2 separate regions of the Homo sapiens genome follow, and region 1 is linked to region 2. The links are chromatin loops, found by intact Hi-C in ENCODE. Cell type or tissue: PC-3. All regions are shown on one strand. Links, peaks and the distances in the headings refer to the core of each region. The heading gives the core; the rest is flanking DNA.

Region 1 (9,041 bases), core at 644-8,643, 87 kb before region 2:
CAGGGTGCTTTAAGATGCCCAGGGGCCTCTGAGTGCTGAGAACCTGCTGGAGCACCAACTGTTCCTTCTTAGGCTGGTCAGGCTGGAGAGTGATTTCACACAGAGGACCAGGCAGCCTCAAGGCTGGGAAGCCTTTCTCATGGTCCTGTCGTGAATGTACATTAATTTCATTCTGTAAGTGCCAAGACAGGCGTTTTCTTGTCTGCCTAGCTATGCCCCATCTTTCTCTTCCATCTGTTTGGACTGATGAGTGCTCCATGAATAGTTGGGTTTCTTGTTTACAGAGTTGGCTGCACAGGCTAATAGAAGTGATCTGTCCCCTGATTAATTACCTAATTTTTCTCCTTTTGTTGTGTTAAATAGACGGACATCTTTTCTCCTCCCTGCTGCAAAGTGCCTGCATATCGTGGCACCCTTGTCATTTCTATGTGGGTTAATCATAGGCTTTTGGGTAAATGCACTGCCGCTTCATCTGTGTGAGGGTGGGGGGCCACGAGGGCGGGGAAGAGAACACACATGTGTGGAGAACAACTGAAAAGCCCTGGAGGGAATAAAAATTCTTAGAAAAAACTGTTTTAAACCTAAGAGAGTAGAATGTTGTGGCTGCAAAGGGTCTTGGGGATTATTTAGCCCAACCTGTTCATTAATTGACCAATGGGGAAACTGAGGCCCAGAGGAGGAGGTCCCAGGGCCAGCCAGTAGCAGAGGAAAACCATATAGGACTTCTAAGTGCAAGCCTAGTGTTCTTTCCACTCCTGGCTACTCTCTCAGTATTTGAAAATCATAATTAGGCGGGATTAGCCTTTGTTGATACAATATTTACCCCACACAACTACCACCTGACACTCCAGGTATGTGGTAGAGACAATGTGACTTGATATGATGTGATGTGATATAATAGAACAACAATAATAGGAATCATCGTTTATGGGATGTTTACCATGTGCGGGGTACTACTGCGCTAAGCATTTACATTCCTAATATTCAATCTGTACCACAACTGTGCAGCATATCCCTATTACACAGATAAGGAAAATGAGGCTCAGAGAACTTCAATGATTTGCCCAAAGTCACTCAGCTGTAGATGACAAAGTCTGAATTTGAATGCCTGATTTCACTAGAATCTCCTGCTTTGATTTGAAACTAGGCCCTGAAATCTGGGATTATTTAATAATACAATCACTTAGAATGTTTCTACAGGTTATTATTAAACATATTAATTTTGACCATCAGAATAAACCTAGGAGGTAGACACGGATGGCATTATTACCCCCATTCTATCAGTGAGGATCCTGGGGCTGAGACACTGTAAATCACTGGCTATAGGGTTGCAACACAGTGAACACTCCACTGAGTGTGGATAATGATGGCTTCTCCAAAAAGCTTTCCCAGTCTCCAAGGCACAGGGGTCTCTCTTGGCTCTAAACCCCCATGAACAGCTCTTTCTTCTTGCCTCTCAGAGAGCACCTCTTCCTCTCACCCATGTCACAGTGATTCACACTCAAGTCTTATTTATTCTGCTGCAACAAACTTATCTATGCAACCACTCTATGTACTTGAATATTTGCTGAATAAGCGAATAACAAATTGTGATTGTGGGCATTTAGAGGTTCAACTTTTTGAGGGACTCAGAATTGAGACCTACAGTTAACCCACCCGATAGCATATGAACATATGAAAACACGATACACTAAAATGTTTTTGTGTAACAATAACATGAGAGACAGCATATATGTCCAATAGTAGAGGACTGGGACATCCATTTGCTGGAAAACTATATAGTCATTAAAAATGAGTACACAGAAACAATTTAATGACATGGAGAAATGTTAATGATCTAGCATTTAGGGAAAAAAAGCAGTTTGCTTAATGTGATCTCATTTTGTTTGTTTTTAGTAAACACTACATACACACAAACACTTTGAAAAAAGACTAGGAGAGAAGACAGGAAATGTTAACTGGGAGTATTTCTGGCAGGTGGAATTATCACAGTTTTTACCATCCTCCATATATTTCTTGGTATTTTCCAAAAATTTTTGCAATATTAATCATGCATGTTTTTCTGAAAAGGAAAATACCCCAATAAATGTTATTGACAATGTCTCTAAGGCAAGGCCTTACCCCTGGGATTGGTGAGTGTGGCTTCTGTGGCCTTCCCACCATCCCCGCAGCGAGTGTCATCAAAGGGGAGGCACTGGTCACCTGTCCCCGCAACCACCTCAGAGTTCTTGACAAGGTCCTTCACCACCACAGTGGACTTGATTTTAAAGACCCGCCGGCTGTTGCTGTCAGAAAGGAAGACGGCCCCACTCATGGGGTCTGTGGCCAGGTAGTATTTGTGTGCTGGACTGTGACTAGAAAACAAAGACATGGCCAACTGGTGAGCATTTTCTTCTTCCTATGAGTAGCTGGAGATGTACAGATGAACCCCTGGCCCTTTAGAATCCAAGCAAAAATATCTTATGGGGATGATGCCCCTATTTTGGGTGATGGTTCCCCAATTTTTCTGACCTCAGTCATTGGCTTAACTATCCTTCCCACCCACTATTCTTGCAAAAACCCCTTGCAATTCTTGCAAGAACCCCTTGCACTATTCTTGCAAAAACCCCTTCAAGATGAAATGATTAAGATGACCAGCTCAGTGCCATGTTTGTATCAGGTGCTAAATACACGTTTTCTTAAGAAGATGATCACTGAGGCCTACCACTGGTGTCCCGTTCATTCAAGCTAGAAGGATGGATGCTCTTGACTTTAAAAAAACACTTCAAGAGTTCAAAAACACAAGCCCTTTTCCACAGGATCTTTACAGCAGTCCCTCATCTCCATCTTGGGACTGATGGATGAAACCCTGGCTGGCTCTGACTCCCGGTCAGCAGCATCAACACCGTCTTCAGTGGATACTCATGTTACACTTATCAGGAGCCCAGGAGTCTCCCTCTGGCAGTCAGATATAAGTGAACTGCAGGATTAGTTTGTAATTTGCAGTGAAACCCAAGGAAAAAAAATAAGCAACACAGAAGAGCAGTGCTAATGATGGTTCTGTTTCTGGAAAACAGTTATAAAGATCAGGCTGTGCCAACAGAGAGAGAAGCTTGACTGCAGAGATGCCTTGGGGAGACAAAGCACTGCCTCTAGCCACAGGGTGAGGAAACGGCACAGGATTTGCAATCAGAACAGTCTGGGTTCCAAGTCTAGCTCCGTAATTTCCTGGTTCTGAAACTTGGGCAAGTTACCCGACCTCCTGAGCCTCGAATAGTCCTTATGTGCAAAATAGGGGTGTTAACAGCTACCTTGCTAGTATATTGGGGAAACCAGAGATAAAATAAAAAATGCAAAGTAGCATAGTGTAGTAGATGCTCAATAATAATTATTATTTTAATTACCAATGATTGTGTCTCTTCTTGCACTTGGAGATGACTACGTAGTAGATATCTCTTATTAAGACTGAATTTTTTTACCCCCTGGTACTGACATACAATTTCTTTCAAGTCTAGGGCACATCGGAGTTGAACTTGGTGCTTCTGAGAAGCTAATTTTAAGTTCCTGTGCATGGTCTGAACATTTGCCGGGCCCTAAAACTGCATCTCAATATTGGCAGCCCCTTCCAAGTCTCCGGAAGGTATTTTGATTCAAAGGAAGCTCTGTTTGGACCGGATGGTCTGGTGCTGGCCATTTTCATTGCACAGTGAGGCATAAACTGTGCTAAGAGACTCGGGACAGACTGAGCAGTGATGAGAGCACCAGCAGGGCCAGAGCACTGCAGACCCCCTTCAAGATGAAAGCAAGAGAATTTGAAAAGTCTAGAAAGAAGCTATTTTGCATTTATCAGGTATGTAAGTTTGGGGTCCTTTTGAAAAGCAAAATTTTATTTTACAGATTTGTGTTTTTTGAATTCCCTATGAAGGCTGGGGCACCATAATCTTTTCAGTATGTAAGTCACTGAAGGTCTTAATCTGGCCCTGGCAGGTTTGTCATTATAAATGTCTCTTGCCTTGGACAGTGTCCTTGGGGACTGGCTACCTCGAAAGGGGCCAGGCATCCAGATCCAATGCTTTCCTTCTTTGGTTTTCTCTCCCTGAATTCAACTAACCTGATATGATTTTCTCCAACTGTCCTTCCTCTTTAATCCTTCTCGAACCAAGGGGAGGTCTCTCCGCCTGTAGCCTGGGTCCTCTTCAAGCCATTCTTGATCTAACCCAAATACCAACCTGCCATTTCAATGCTTTCCCTTCAAGGATTCCTTAATTCTTACAGAGAAGGTATGAGCTCCCTGCCCCTGCACAAATCCCAGCTTTCTGCTGTGCTGCTCCACCCTCCCATCCTCCCTCCCCTCCCATCCTCCCTACACCTGGCCACAGACCTGTCCCTGCAGCATGCCTCAAGTCTGCCTGCACCTGCTGCTCCTGCTCTGCAGTGTGCCCCGCCCCTCCCTTTCCTACTCACCCTTCACCTGTCAGTTCAAATGCTCCCTCCTCTGCAAACCTTCCCCAGCCTTCTCCCCGTGCATGGAGATTTGCATCCATTCATTGCTGGACGATAGGACATAATGCTGTGACTGTTCATTTATGTGTGTGCCTCCAAAACCCAATCGTCAATACTTGAAGGGAAGAGACTGGATTTTGTTCGTTTTTGTTTTTCCAATGTTCTGCTTCGTGCCTTCTAGCCCATGGCAGCCACTTGTTTTAAGTAGATGGCATGTCTATTTTTAGATTACTTAGGTAGTGTTTGCATTCGCATTATTTAGCTCTTCTTTTACTTCTCTTCTGGGGTTAGCAGTAAACAGGACAGGTATCCTGTCTATTTTGAAATGTCCCCTGAGACTTACCCTATAATGTAGCACAGATTTAAGCTTCCCAGATGACATCAATTCTGGCTACATAAAAGGCGGTGACCTTAGATCCTACTGTGTAATCCTGGGGCAGCCTTGATCTTTCTGCTTTTCTGATGACAGCTCTGAGGCGGGGTGATTTTTTTCATTTCTTTGCACATCACTCATGATAAACTGGTGCTATTTACCTCGGCAGAAAAGGGTCCCTGAGGGGGTATGGTGAGGGGGCCCTGTCCACTTAGATTAGCCCCCTGAGTTTCCAGCTCCTGTCTCCCTGCACTGCTCCAGAGAAGTGTCACTCATGTGGAGTTTCTCAGATCAGTCAATTCCAGGACAGGGTGGCATTGGCAGGATTATCCCAGAGTCCGTAAGAGCTGTGGCTGCATCTTTCAGCCCAAGGACAAATCTGAGGTCTGCTGGTAAGTTAAGCATAGGGAAAACAACAACTAGCTTTGAGCTTAGAAGGTGTAGGCTCTCATTTAGGTGAGTCACCTAAATAGTTCAAATCGTAGGTCCCTTAGCTGTCGAATGACTAAGTCCCTGCTCGGCTAGGCTCACAGGCTTGTCGTTGGGATCAAATGAAATTATACATCTCAACAGCCCTTTCTAGTTTGCAGAGCTCTCTGAACATTCAGCTCATTTCGTCCTCCTGCCACCTGGCCCTGGGAGCTGCAGCTGCATCTATGATGCCCATCTAGACTCCACCAGGCTGCAGCGCCACCTGTCTGCAGAACAGAGCTGCAGAGATGACTACCACTGATAAGAATGCATCTGTGACCACCTAGGGATGCCCATTCTGTCCCAGACACTGCGCTAGCACTTGATGCACACATGACCTCATTTTCTTCACAACTACCATATAAGGTAGGTACTTTCCTCCCTTATATTTCAGAAAACTGAGACTGGAAGAGGTGAAGTGACTTGACTGGGACCACAGATTCCTAAGTGGCAGGATGAAATTCCAACCGAGTTCTGCTTGACTCCAAAGTCTGTGTTCTTTCTACTTCCCCACCCTGCTGCCCAGGATCTAAAAGGTTCCTCTGCCCATATTCACCTGGGAGTACCTGCTCATCTTCTGAGGTTCAGCTTATCTGTAATCCCATTCCTGAACCCCCTCTTCTTCCCCACTGGTAGAACTGGCCTCTTCCTTCATTGTGTCTCCACTAGAGCTTACAAAGTTTATACTTTTAGTATCTGTAGCACCAATTAAACTTTTCTGTTTAATTGTCTGTCTTTTGGATGAAACCTTGAACTCCTCAAGAGGAGGGACTGATTACCAGTCTCTGCGGCTTTGAACTGGGCTGATGCAGAATAAGTACTCCAGAAAGTTCTGCTGAATCAGCCTCCCTGGCTGGAGTATACATAGGAAACGCTCACTGCTAACAATCTTAGAGTGATGGTTCTCAAACATGGCTACACATCAGAATGGCCTGGAGAGATTTAAAAATAGCCCTACCCATAATGATTGAAGGGTGTGGGCATCTATACCTTTGAGATCTCTCCAAGTGACTTGGAGGCACAGCCAGATTTGGGAACCATGGCCTTCGAGCAGTTCTTTTTCAACTTTAATGTGCCACCTGGAGCCCTTGCTAAAATGCACATTTCAATTCTGTAGCTCTGGGGCGGGGAACTTGAGAGTCCACATTTCTAACAATCCCCAGAGCAGGCCAGTGTTGCTTGTCTGTATTTTGAGCAGCAAGGCCTTAGAATACTCTACAAATCATAAATGTCTCAGAGCATGAGACGGAAGACGGCCTTCAGTGGAGGCCTCAGGCCTGGCTGTGTGGACAGGGAGCATTTCCTGGAAACGGACCATGTCTGATTCTGATTCAATTCTGATGCCCAGTATCCTGAGCAGGGCTGGACACAGAGTAAGATCACAGCTTCATTTTCAGTTTGCTGTAGAAGTCTCTAAGGACCCACATTCTCTTCCAGTTCCTCAAACATAACCTTAGTTTCTCTGGAAGTGATGTAAAATCAAGAGGCCTTCAGGGTACCATTCCTGAAGTTAATGAGCTGAAGCCAAGCTTCACTCTGCCCTCATTCTGGATGGTGTTTGGAATTTCCCAGTAGGAGCTGGGAACCTAGGAGTCTGTAGGGACATACAGGCTCACTTCCTTGTGAGTGAGAATTCTCTTTGTCTCTAAGTAAGGTCTGCCTCATGCAAAGGAGTGTCCTTCAATGACAGCAGTTGGCAGCCCTGGCAGAATTTGATTCCCTGGTTCTCAGAACCAGTGGGAAGAGGTTGAGTGTTGGAGCCACACAGTCAAGGGTTCAAATACCAGTTCTACCATCCACTTGGCTAAGTGACCCTGGTCACATCACTTCTATAGCCTCAGTTTTCTGAAGCTGAGAAATGGGGATAGTCACACCTATTTCAAAGGATTATTTTGAGGACAAAATTGCATGAAGAATATAAACCTCTGAGCATAGTGCCTGTTCCACTAAAAAATAAAATACCCAATAAATGGCAGCTTTTAAGCAAAGCTGGTTCCTTTAGAAACTACTAGAAGATTTGGTGCACAGTGGAAACACTAAGTATGTCAGACTTTATTTTGTCCTGCTCAACCTATTTCCCGGGACAATTAAGGGCTCTGAGTTAATATAATATGTGTATCTGGGTTTGATGGACACTGGAGTTCAAATGTACTTCTGAAGAAAAGGCTTCAAACATCTTCCATGACCCTGGGGAAGAGCTCTGGGACGAGGCAAAGATGCTTATTTCCTGAAGGAGTCTGTAGAGGAAGATGCCCCATGGATTATGGGTTTCTGTACTGAGCATGCCCGACACAGCAGGCTGGCACTGAGGCTGGAAAAGCAAAAGGCAGACATGAGTCTGCTCCGGGGAAGCACACACACAGCCTACAGTTGCCAGTCATGGGGCCAGACATATTACTGGGAGTGGCTGGGACAGTTAATGGAGGAAGAGATACAACTCTATAATTTTTAAAATCCATCTCCAACATTTACTGATGGGGACACTGAAGCCCAGAGAGAGGAAGAGATTTGCCAATATCCAGGTGGCAGTTAATATCAGAGCTGAACCCAGGCTCTCTGTCTTCTGGTTGTCTTTAGAAAACTGCAAGGCAGAAAGTGATTCATTTTTTCCTTTCTACTTTGGTTCATCTTAGAAAGTTTTTAGTACCGAAGAAAACAATTAATTGACGAAGGGTTTAAAGTCATACCATGAATATATAAAAAGATCACTGAACATCAGAAACAAAATGTTCCCAAACCACAAACTCTTTCAGTTTATACATGAGACTGGAAACCAGAAACGCCAGGTAACCAGCCCAAGGCCATATGGTGAATGTGCAGCAGGGCTGGACAGCACCTGGCCTTCTGACTCTTCCCAGCTATGTCCCCCTGGGTCATGGCTGTGTCCTTTGCAGCCGCCACCACTAACTGAATGTTTCAACATTAAATGCTAGGCTTTAATCCAAGACCTGCATGTGAAATGTACTTCTGTGTTTTCTGTACAACTGAAGTTGAAGGCATGGGTCATTACATAGTTCAGTATCATCCATACAAATCTCATTGAAAATCTCAGATTTCAGTGTCAGGAAAAAAATGTTCTCTTCTGAGAAATGGGCATGTTTTCAATTTCTGATGCCATAAAGTATGAAAATAATTATGTTTTCTTATTTACACTGGCTGCCAGGAAGCTCAGAGCTTAATCAATAAATAATCACATATATGTTTCCTCCTTTTTTGTTACCAATTTCTCTTTGATTTACTTTAATACATGTGCCTTTGGGTGTAAGAGGATTTAATTCCTTTTTGGGGAAGATGGAGACATCATAATTATCATATAATAATAATTGTTATGATAATAAATTATAATACTGTTAACTCTATAGGATGTTATCATTATTATTACTACTACTACTATTTCTGGAGCTCCTCCCTGTGCCTAAAAGTACTGAATAGTTTACAAATATCTTCTGTGATCATTACAACAAGACTCCAAGGGAGATTTTATTAACCTTATGTTAGAAACTAAAGCTTAGAGAGATGAAGGAATTTTTTCAAGGCCACATAATTGGGGAGCTTCAGTTTTCTCATCTGTCTACTGATGTAATCATGGATATCTGCTTCACAGAGTGGTTTGGCGATAGAACGCTATAGTCCATGTAAAGGACATAACCCTCTATCTGCTACATAGTAAATGTTCTATACATGTGAATTATTAAATAATTATATTTACTACTTA
Region 2 (9,041 bases), core at 245-8,244:
GAACTGACCATCTCATTGTGTCTAAACCGCCACACTACCTCCCAGGCAACTGGGAGGCTCTTCCGTGCCGCCCTCTGACACTTCCCTTCCTCTCTATGCCACTGTCAATCTCCTGGATATTTATTATTCTGAACTTTGATTTCAGGCTATCACTTGCTGTTGGGAAGGGGTACAGGAAATGTCAAGTCTCAATGGATATTATTCCTCTGGAGAGATTCTAACCTTGAGTTTCCCCTCCTATAACATGCCTATACAGAAATAGCCTAACTTGATTGTTTCCTTTTGATGTTTAATTGGATGTTGGTGCTGTGCTTTCTGGACTGAGAAGCTAATGCTTCTCAGAGAAGGAACAATTCTAGCTACACAAATGAGACTTGTAACAGGGGAGAATGCTCAATGCTGAATCTAATTTTCTCTCCCATCCATGAACATAAGACAATTTCTCTGGCATTAAAGCATCTCACTCAGTCTTTCTGTCATTAATAAGAATTAAATTCTGTTCCCTCAAATTTAAATGTAATTATATTTTGCCTCGTAAATAAAATTGAATTTAGCTCTAGTGCAACTGCTATGTTTAGAGCTTTAATTATTTTAACCCGGTTGCTACTTTAAGCTTATTTTTGTTAAAGCATTGAGTTTATTTTGCTGTCGATTGTGACCTAATTTGATAACAGGGCTTTTCAGCGCCATATCCATCTAGTCGTTATTGTTATTATTTATGCTTTGTGATTCTCTTTCCCTTTGGGTAGGGGAGGAGATTAATAGAGAATAAACTGAAAGCTTAGAGGATCTGAGTGTGAATTCTGGAGGGTTCCACTGTGTTAAGGTAGAATCTAGGCCAGATTGAGTTGAGAGAGCCAAAGAAAGAGATCTGATGTGGAGTCTGAAAGGGCAACAGTCAATGTTCATTGACAATTATTTTAAGCCAAGATTTTCGGCACAGCATTCAGCGGGCTCCGAGGTTTGGATCCTGCCTACCTCTGGCCTTCTTTCCTGCCACCCACCCCTGCAGCTTCTATCTCCAGCTGGACTGAGCCGCGACTGTCCAGCTGATCATGCATGCTCTCTACTTGTGCACACGCTGTTCCCTTGGCCTGCACTGCCCTCTCCTCCTTGGCCACCAGGGGGCCTCCCTTCAGTCCCCTTTCAGGGTCTGGCTCACAGATCTCTGGCTGGTGACAACCTTCTCCATTTCCTCTCCCATCCCATTACTGGCCAAGTTCACTGCTTCTGCTTTTGTGCTCCCAAACCCTACTGTACACACAACAATCAGAGCTCTGCTCATGCTGAATAATTAGGCGTCTCATTTCCTGACCAGGCTGTGGGGCTGTCTGATCCTCGGTGCCTAAAACAGTGAATGCCCAGCACACAGGATAGGCCAGAAAGATTCAGTGAATGAATGCAGTGAATGTGTCAGCGTGGGAGCAGGTCTGGAGCTACTGTGGGGTGCTCTCTCTGAGGAGGTTGTGCTCTTCTCTGGAATGGACCTCAGGAAGCTTGTGATGCTGAGAGGAGGCTGACCCTAACTCCCTTGTGCTGTGGGCCACTGACCTAGTTGTTTGGGGTTAATGTGTCAGCTTTTATCTGACTCTTCATCTAGACAATGATCTAGATAATGACTCTTCATCTAGAGTCAATGACCAGTGTTGGGGCTGGGGAAAGGGGATGGTAGAGAGATTCAGAAACTGCAAGGAAACTGCGCCTCTGAGAGAGCAAGTGAGTTGTTTACGGTTACACAGATTCAGGTCCAGGCCTTCTGGCTCCAAACCTTCACTGTATAAACTGTCCTAAGAATTACACTTGTTAGAGTCTAAGGACTGTTTGGATAACTTAAATCTAATCATGCATTCTAAAACTATATAAAACTACTTCATTTATTGACTGCTTACTGAATGCAGCCACCATATACATGTGAAATCTGATTTGGAAAACAACCCTGCAAGGCAGGTGTCATTAGCCATAGTCTATGCTTAAGCTTAGTGTTGAAAATCTAGCCTGGTCCTACTCCAAATTTCATGCAATTCTTGCTGACTGCACGTGTTACCTCCAAACCTGTGCCACTGAATCTCTAAAACATCTCCACCTGTTATTCCACAAAACTCAATTGCAATCAAATGATAAGAATCATAAACCCGCAGCATGAGCATTTTACAGGCAAAATCTCTGCCATGTATTGCTTCTGTGAGCCAGCAACCCTAAGGAATAAAATATAGGGAGAGGGCCCTCTCAAATAAAAGTCATTTATGGGAGACAAGACTGGAGAGAGCTCATATAGCAGTGGAAATGAGGAATAAATTTATGAGGCTGAGGAGAGAGGCTATGGGGGTAAGGGTGGGGAAGGAAGACCTGAGGGAGAACCAACAGGGACAAATGATGAGTCTAAGGGATGGCTTTTGAAAGCGTACCATGGAAAATGCCACAGAGGCTAAAATCTTTAGAAGCCATTAAGCTCTGAAAGAAAGGTGAGCCTTTCCAATTCTAAGGACCATCTCAAAGAGATTAAATTCTTTCCCTTTTCTGAGACAGCTCTGAGCCAAGAGGGTGAAAAGCCAACTAAAGCACAAGGAAGGGGAGATGGGAGGAGTTGTTCTGCTCAGCAGTGCTGCTGAGTGTACCCACTTTATGCAAAAGTTGATGAGGCATTCAGCCCAGCAGGCCTGCTCCCTAGGGAAGATGGCTTGAAGGAGGTGAAATGATGCCAGCTCTTGTCCAGGAGGGCTTCTGGCTGGCTGGCACTGCGCATGAAACTAACATGATCTAGGTCTGGGAAGTGACAGACAAGGAGCACAGAGATTTGGTGTTAGCCCAGCACACTGTGTGGGGAGTGGGAGGGAAGGGGTTTATGAGGAGGTGGGGAGGAGGTGGAGTCCTGAGAGAAGGGATTAGGTTCGCTGTCGGGTAGTGTGCTGGGATCTTCCTGGACAGAGCTTTCGGCTGCAGCCCCTCTCTTCCCTGTGTTTCCAGGGGGCTCTTTTTCTTTCTTTGACTATTCACTGGTTAAGTCATTCATGCAATAATCACCAAGAACCTAATGTATGTTTGTCCCTATGCTAGGGATACTTATAGGCCCTGACCTCACAGAGTTCACAGGGGAGAGAGAGAGAGAGAGAGAGAGAGAGAGATTGATTAGAATACATCAGTCAATATAACATAGTGTTTAGGAGAGACCTTGGAGCCAGATGTGGTTTGAATCTGGACTCCGCCACTTATGAGTCGGGTGAGGGTTGGGGGAGAAAAGGGATGCCAGTATGTAATTTAATCTTTCTGAGCTTCAGTTTCCTTATCTGGAAATGGTAATACTAGTAATACTTCCTTCCCAGGGTTCTTATGAACCTTAGCTAAGATAAGGTTGTAAAGGACTTAGTTCAGTGCCTGGTACATGCTAAATACTAAGAAATGGATGGCTCTTTGTTACTCTATCCTGTGGCTTGTCAGAAAGAGAGATAAGAATGGCAACATGAACACCTCTTTGGATAGAAAGGGGGCATGAGGCAAGAGCTGAGGACTTGGGAACAAAGGGCCTGGATTTAATTCAAACTGCCTCAGGTAAGCTGAGTCACTTAGGGCCAGTCATTCCCCGCTTCCAACTCTTTTCTATCTGTTTAACAGCAACAGCAGTAGCCACCTCCCCCACCATCACTACCACCACCATGATCAGTATCATCCTCACAAGTGACTCAGGAAGTGAAGTCCCACTGGGGCCTATGTCCTGTGCTCTTCTGGGGCATAAGAATCTGTTGCAACAGTTATGTCGTGTGATTTATCAGGAAGGAAGACCACATGCATGAGGCTGGACTGAAAGAGGAATTTCTGAGACGAGACTGGAAGCCAAGTTGCCAGGAAGCCAGGGAACTGAGTAAACACTTGTATAAAATCTGACTTCACTGTTTCCACAAACCTAACCAAAGTGCTGAGGAACTTGTCAGCTCACATTTCAATACAGGGCTGGTTGTTGAGTGCAGGGCATGTTGATTTAAGCTGCTTTCATTAAATCCTGTTCTTGGTGCCAAACAGCAAGACACTCATCTCAGGGAATAGACAGTGTTCCCTCCTAGGAGGCAGCAGGCAGCAGGGGCCCATCTCTACCAACCCAAGAACCCAGAACCAATGCTGATGGTGCAAGGATCACTTGGGATTTGTCCTTTGGCCTGCAGCTCCTGATGGGAGGGACTGGGCAGTGTCTGTGCCAGCTCTGCCATGCCAGGCAGCAAGCAGCATAAGCAAGATGACTTGAGCTACCGTTTGTCTAGGGTGTGAGCTGTGCCAGATACTACAAGAACTACTTTGCCCAAATTTCCTCACCTAATCCTCACAGTGATTCCATAAAGTAATTTTACCTAAGGGAAAATTAAGGGTTAGAGGGTTAAGCCACATGATGAAGCCATTCAACGAGTGGGGAGCAACTCTTCCCCCAAAAAGCCCAGTGCCTGTTCTGCTGCCCTGTAGCTAACTCCCTAAACAGAAAGATAGTTTCTTGGCTCTAGTGAATCCAGGCAACGAGGCATTCCTTGCATAGCTTCACTGCAAAAACTCAATAGCTTTAAAACAGCTTTCACTCAATGAAAGTGCCCTTGGAAGGGAGGTGGTAGAAAGACATTAAGTGCTTACTGTATGACGGACACTGTTCTACGTGCATACCAAAACGATGTACTTTAATGATTACATAACCCGCTGAGGCAGGTACTATTACTATCTCCATTTTTCAGATAAGGAAACTGAAGTCAAGAAAAGTGAGCTTTCTTGCCAAGGTCGCATGGTTAACATGTGGCAGAAGCAGGGTGGAACCCAGGCCAGCAGTTCCTGCACAGCAGGGGCTGAGGAGAGAGAACAGTTGAAATGCCCTCATTCTCCTTCAAACCAGCTTCCAGAGGTGAAGTGACAGCTGAGGAGGAACGTGGCCTGTGGAGAGTGCTGGAAAGCAGGCTGCCCCAGCGTGGGGCCAAGCCTTGACTCCCAGCTTCCTCCCTCACCAGCATGGCTCATGCAAGTCACGGCCACTCCTCTAGCCTCATCACAGGAACAGGGGCAATACCGTACCTGTCATCCCAACCTCACAGGGCTGCTGTTGCGCAGGGTGTGTGTTGCCATGTGAAACATCTTTGTATGCTATGGGACACTCAACAAACGCCAATTGTTTTCACTATTACAATACTTTTAAAGCTGCCTTTTATATTCCTGGCCTTGTGGCAATCATGAGACCCTTCTAGTCATTTATAGGATAGAGATTTAAAAATTAGAATCTATATTTCTGAAAGGGATTTCATCTTCCATCTTATAATCAAATGTCTTTGTTAATATCAAGTGCTCTACCAATGAGTGTTTTAATCATCATCATAACAACAGCTAACAACTATTGAGCTCATATAATGGGCCAAATCTTTTTTTCTTTTCTTTTTTTTTTTTTGAGATGGAGTCTCACTCTGTTGCCCAGGCTGGAGTACAGTGGCACGATCTCAGCTCACTGCAACCTCTGCCATCCGGGTTCAAGAGATTCTCCGCCTCAGCCTCCTGAGTAGCTGGGATTACAGATGCTTGTCATTGCGCCCGGCTAATTTTTGTAGTTTTAGTGGAGACGGGGTTTCACCATCTTGGCCAGGCTGGTCTTGAACTCCTTGACATCATGATCTACCCACCTCGGCCTCCCAAAGTGCTGGGATTACAGGCGTGAGCCACTGTGCCCAGCCTTTCATTTTCTTAAATAATTCTCACTATAACTCCAGAAGGTAGGTACTATCATTATCTCCATTTTATAGCTTCAAAGGGTAAAGTAACTTGCCCAAAATTATAATTAGTAAGTAGCAGGGCCAAGATTTGAAACCCCCAAAAAAAGATTTGAACCCAGGTCTGTCTGACTCAGGGACTTTCCTCATCACATGGTTCTCTCTTGCCTTTGCACATGAGGACAGATACGTGTTTGACACCAGTTACGGGGAGTGGTATAGCCAGGACTGAGGAAAGGGAGATCTCATAATTCTATTCAAAGTCCCTTCTAATAGTTCGGTTGTTTCCGTTTACTGAGCTAACTAAAGAATACTTAGTAATCTCATCCAAAGTTATACGTACCTCCTCAGAGGCTGTGGGGTTTCATCAGGGATTAACAGTGCAAGACGCAGTTATATACCTATCATAAATTAGCTTTGTGGCCACATAATGAACAATGCAAGCCAGCGTAGCTTTAAGAGGACCATTTATTATATCGCTATAAACAGAGCTATATAAAAAGAATTATTCCTAAGACCCTGCACATCTGTGCTTACAATCATGCCTTTACATGAGCTTTGCAAACAAGGATAAAAGTCCAATTTAGACTGTGTATTGAACATCAATTCTCTATTCAACAGGGAAAGGTAATTCAAAGTATCCCAAAGGCATGAATGCTACATGGATCTCATTTTTGCCAAAGGTCTCAGCCATCTTTCTTGGTCACAACCAGAACTGTTAATACACAACATAATGAGCTAATCTGATACTCACTTTGTTTAAACAGCGTGGAGTGCCGAGGAAAATGATTTTGAGTAAAAAAGCATAGCTGGAGATGCTATCACTTTTTAGCTTTTTGTCCCTGGGCAGGATCACTTAAAATTTTTCCAAGCCTTAGCTTCTTTATCAGTTCACTTATCTCCATTTTGTTGTTGTTGTTCCCCTCCCCTTTCCCAGAATGCACACTCTACGAAGGCAGGGGCTCTTTGGTCTCCATCCTCTCTGATTAGAAGAGTGCCTGGTATACTGTAGGGGCTCAGTAAGTATTTGCTGTTTAAAGTATTATGTAAATTGGTAAAACATGGATAGCTGACAGCTTTCTTGTAGGGTTTTTGTGCAGATTAAATGAGAGATGAGACGTGACCATAACCCACTATATACCTATACTGTGCTAGGTGACTCACGTATGTTCCCATTTAATCTTCACTTTGAAAGGACCTGTAAATCATAGTGTTTTCAAACAGAAGGGTGCCAACATAATTATCCTTTGTACCTTATATGTACAAACCCTGTGATGAACCAAATGCCACAATCAAGAACACATTCAATCATGTGTTCATGCATTCATTTATCATTATTTATTGAGCAGGTGCTGTGGGTCAGGCCATGCTGAGTCCTGGGGCTGCAGAGGTGAACAAGACATGTTTGCTACCCTCATGGAGCTTAGTGACTAACAGAGCATTTGGCTAGAAGGGCAGGTGGGGGCCAGATCCCAAAGAACCCTAAACACTACACTGAGTTTGGACTTCATTCTGAGAAATGGGTGAAACTGAAGGGTTTGATGGCTGGGACATTTATCCTATAAGGCCCACCCCTACAGAGCTTACCTAGGTACACTTTCCCTATGGCCTTGCCTCCAGGGATGATGTCTTAACATGAGATGAGAGTTCGGTGAAACACATCTGTAATTATAAGCTCCATTGTTAAGGGGTAGTTTTGAATCTCAGGGCCACTACTATGGAAGGAATGATGTAAGGATGTAATTTTTGAATCCTCTCTTTGTCTAAGAGTAGAGGTGTTGAAGGCTAGAGTTCAGAGAAAGAGGAAAAGCACTCAGAGGCACGGGGAATGCATTGCTACGTGATTGGGAACAGTCACGTGATTGGTGACCATGTCACAGTGGAAATCCCCTCCCTCTACCCATGCTTCTTCTCCCCCTGCATTTACCGATAGAACAGTCGTGTCCAGTCCAGCTTGGGTCACAGCTGCAAAGCCCGGTGTCCGGGAGGAAGGTTCCGTGGCCTGAACACTGGTCTAAGCATGTGGCCCTGGGGGTCTCGCAGTTGGTGCCTCCCCATCCCACAGAGCAGTGGCATTCGCCTCTCACGCAGACACCCCGGCCTGAACATGTGGGGTCCATGCAGTCCACTGTGAGATGGAGGAAGGAGAACATAGGTAAGCATCTGACCAGCAAAGGTGAGGCTTCTTTAAGCAAACTACTTAGCTTTGTGGCCAAGGGGCTTCATACATTCTGGCAGAAGGATGCATAGGTCACTTAGTAAGGTGAGAGCAGTACTGCGGCAAATGGCAGACCTGGCTTCCCAACTCCACCCAGGTAGAAATCCCTACCACTTCGTTTGTGGGGCAAAGTAAGAAATGTGTCTCAAGCATCAGCATAGCACTTCATGTCTACTAGATTCTGTTTCATTCACTTCTGAATCTCCACCTCCTAGAACATTGCCTAGCACACAGGAGGTGTTTAATAAGTCTTCATAGAATGAACTTTTATTATCACTTCATAATGCAGGTTTATTTTTGTAGGCATGAGACTAAAATAGATTCCTTCATTTAAATGATAATTTATTTTTAATTAAATTCCATTAGATTTTATCATCTTCCCCAAATTCTTGAGATTGATATGAACTTTCAAACTTCACTTTCCTGGCCAGGTGTGGTGACTCACACCTGTAATCCCAGCACTTTGGGAGGTTGGGGTGGGAGGATTGCTTGAGGCCAGGGGTTTGAGACCAGCCTGGGCAACACAGCGAGATCCTGTCTCTACAAAAAATAAAAAAATGAAAAAAATTAGCTAGGCATGGTGGCACACGCCTGTAGTCCCAGCAACTTGGGAGACTGAGGCAGGAAGATTGCTTGAGTCCAGGAGGTCAAGGCTGCAATGAGCTATAATTGTGCCACTGCACTCCAGCCTGGGCAGTGAGCAAGACTCTGTCTCTAAAAAACAAACAAACAAAACAAAGACAAAAAAATTCACTTTCCTGAGGGCAAACACTTCAATATGTGCTGACTTTGCACAGCTTCTCCTCATGTGGTAGGTGAGTCACATAGTGGTGGCTCACAGCCAGGCAGCCCTTTAGTGCTCCCAGGGCCAAGGGTCAAAGTGGTCTCAGGAGACCAATCCAGAAAGAGGGAAGAGAGAGTAACATTGTGGGTTATCTGCTCTGTGCTTACATGCTAAGCACTTTATATACACTATCAGATTCAGTTTTCTCAGTAACCCAGTGAGATACAGATGAGGAAACCGAGGCTCTGAGAGGTAAATAATTTATGCCAGATCACACAGCTAAACTCTGCCAGAGAGGAATTCTTTTCCTGATTTCTAA

What was found. A loop is a pair of places that touch in the nucleus more often than their neighbours do. Peaks named below come from ENCODE experiments on the same cell type or tissue, not always from the same donor. Only the 100,000 strongest peaks of a DNase experiment are listed, where the experiment ranks them.
Region 1: it touches region 2 in a loop (5-fold over the local background); 2 of 110 quality-filtered maps call a loop at or near these places.

The regions. Positions count from the first base shown.
Region 1 is chr11:78,710,361-78,719,401 of GRCh38, forward strand. It overlaps TENM4 (teneurin transmembrane protein 4), which reads right to left. Exons shown (of 34, transcript NM_001098816.3): 26 at 2,122-2,354. LOC124902724 (a long non-coding RNA gene) reads left to right here and starts at 3,400. Exons shown (of 3, transcript XR_007062800.1): 1 at 3,400-3,829; 2 at 5,439-5,692. RefSeq lists an enhancer at 4,769-5,968. In PC-3, for the core only: CTCF peaks have their summits at 5,552 and 5,763; DNase peaks (open chromatin) are centred at 4,411 and 5,441; H3K4me3 peaks cover 602 bases; H3K27ac peaks cover 2,131 bases.
Region 2 is chr11:78,797,645-78,806,685 of GRCh38, forward strand. It overlaps TENM4 (teneurin transmembrane protein 4), which reads right to left. Exons shown (of 34, transcript NM_001098816.3): 15 at 7,648-7,848. Among named protein-coding and RNA genes, the nearest start is that of NARS2, 230 kb to the left of the region's middle. RefSeq lists an enhancer at 4,434-4,935. In PC-3, for the core only: CTCF peaks have their summits at 1,120 (motif pointing right), 1,326 and 4,083; DNase peaks (open chromatin) are centred at 1,157 and 3,757; H3K4me3 peaks cover 491 bases; H3K27ac peaks cover 6,305 bases.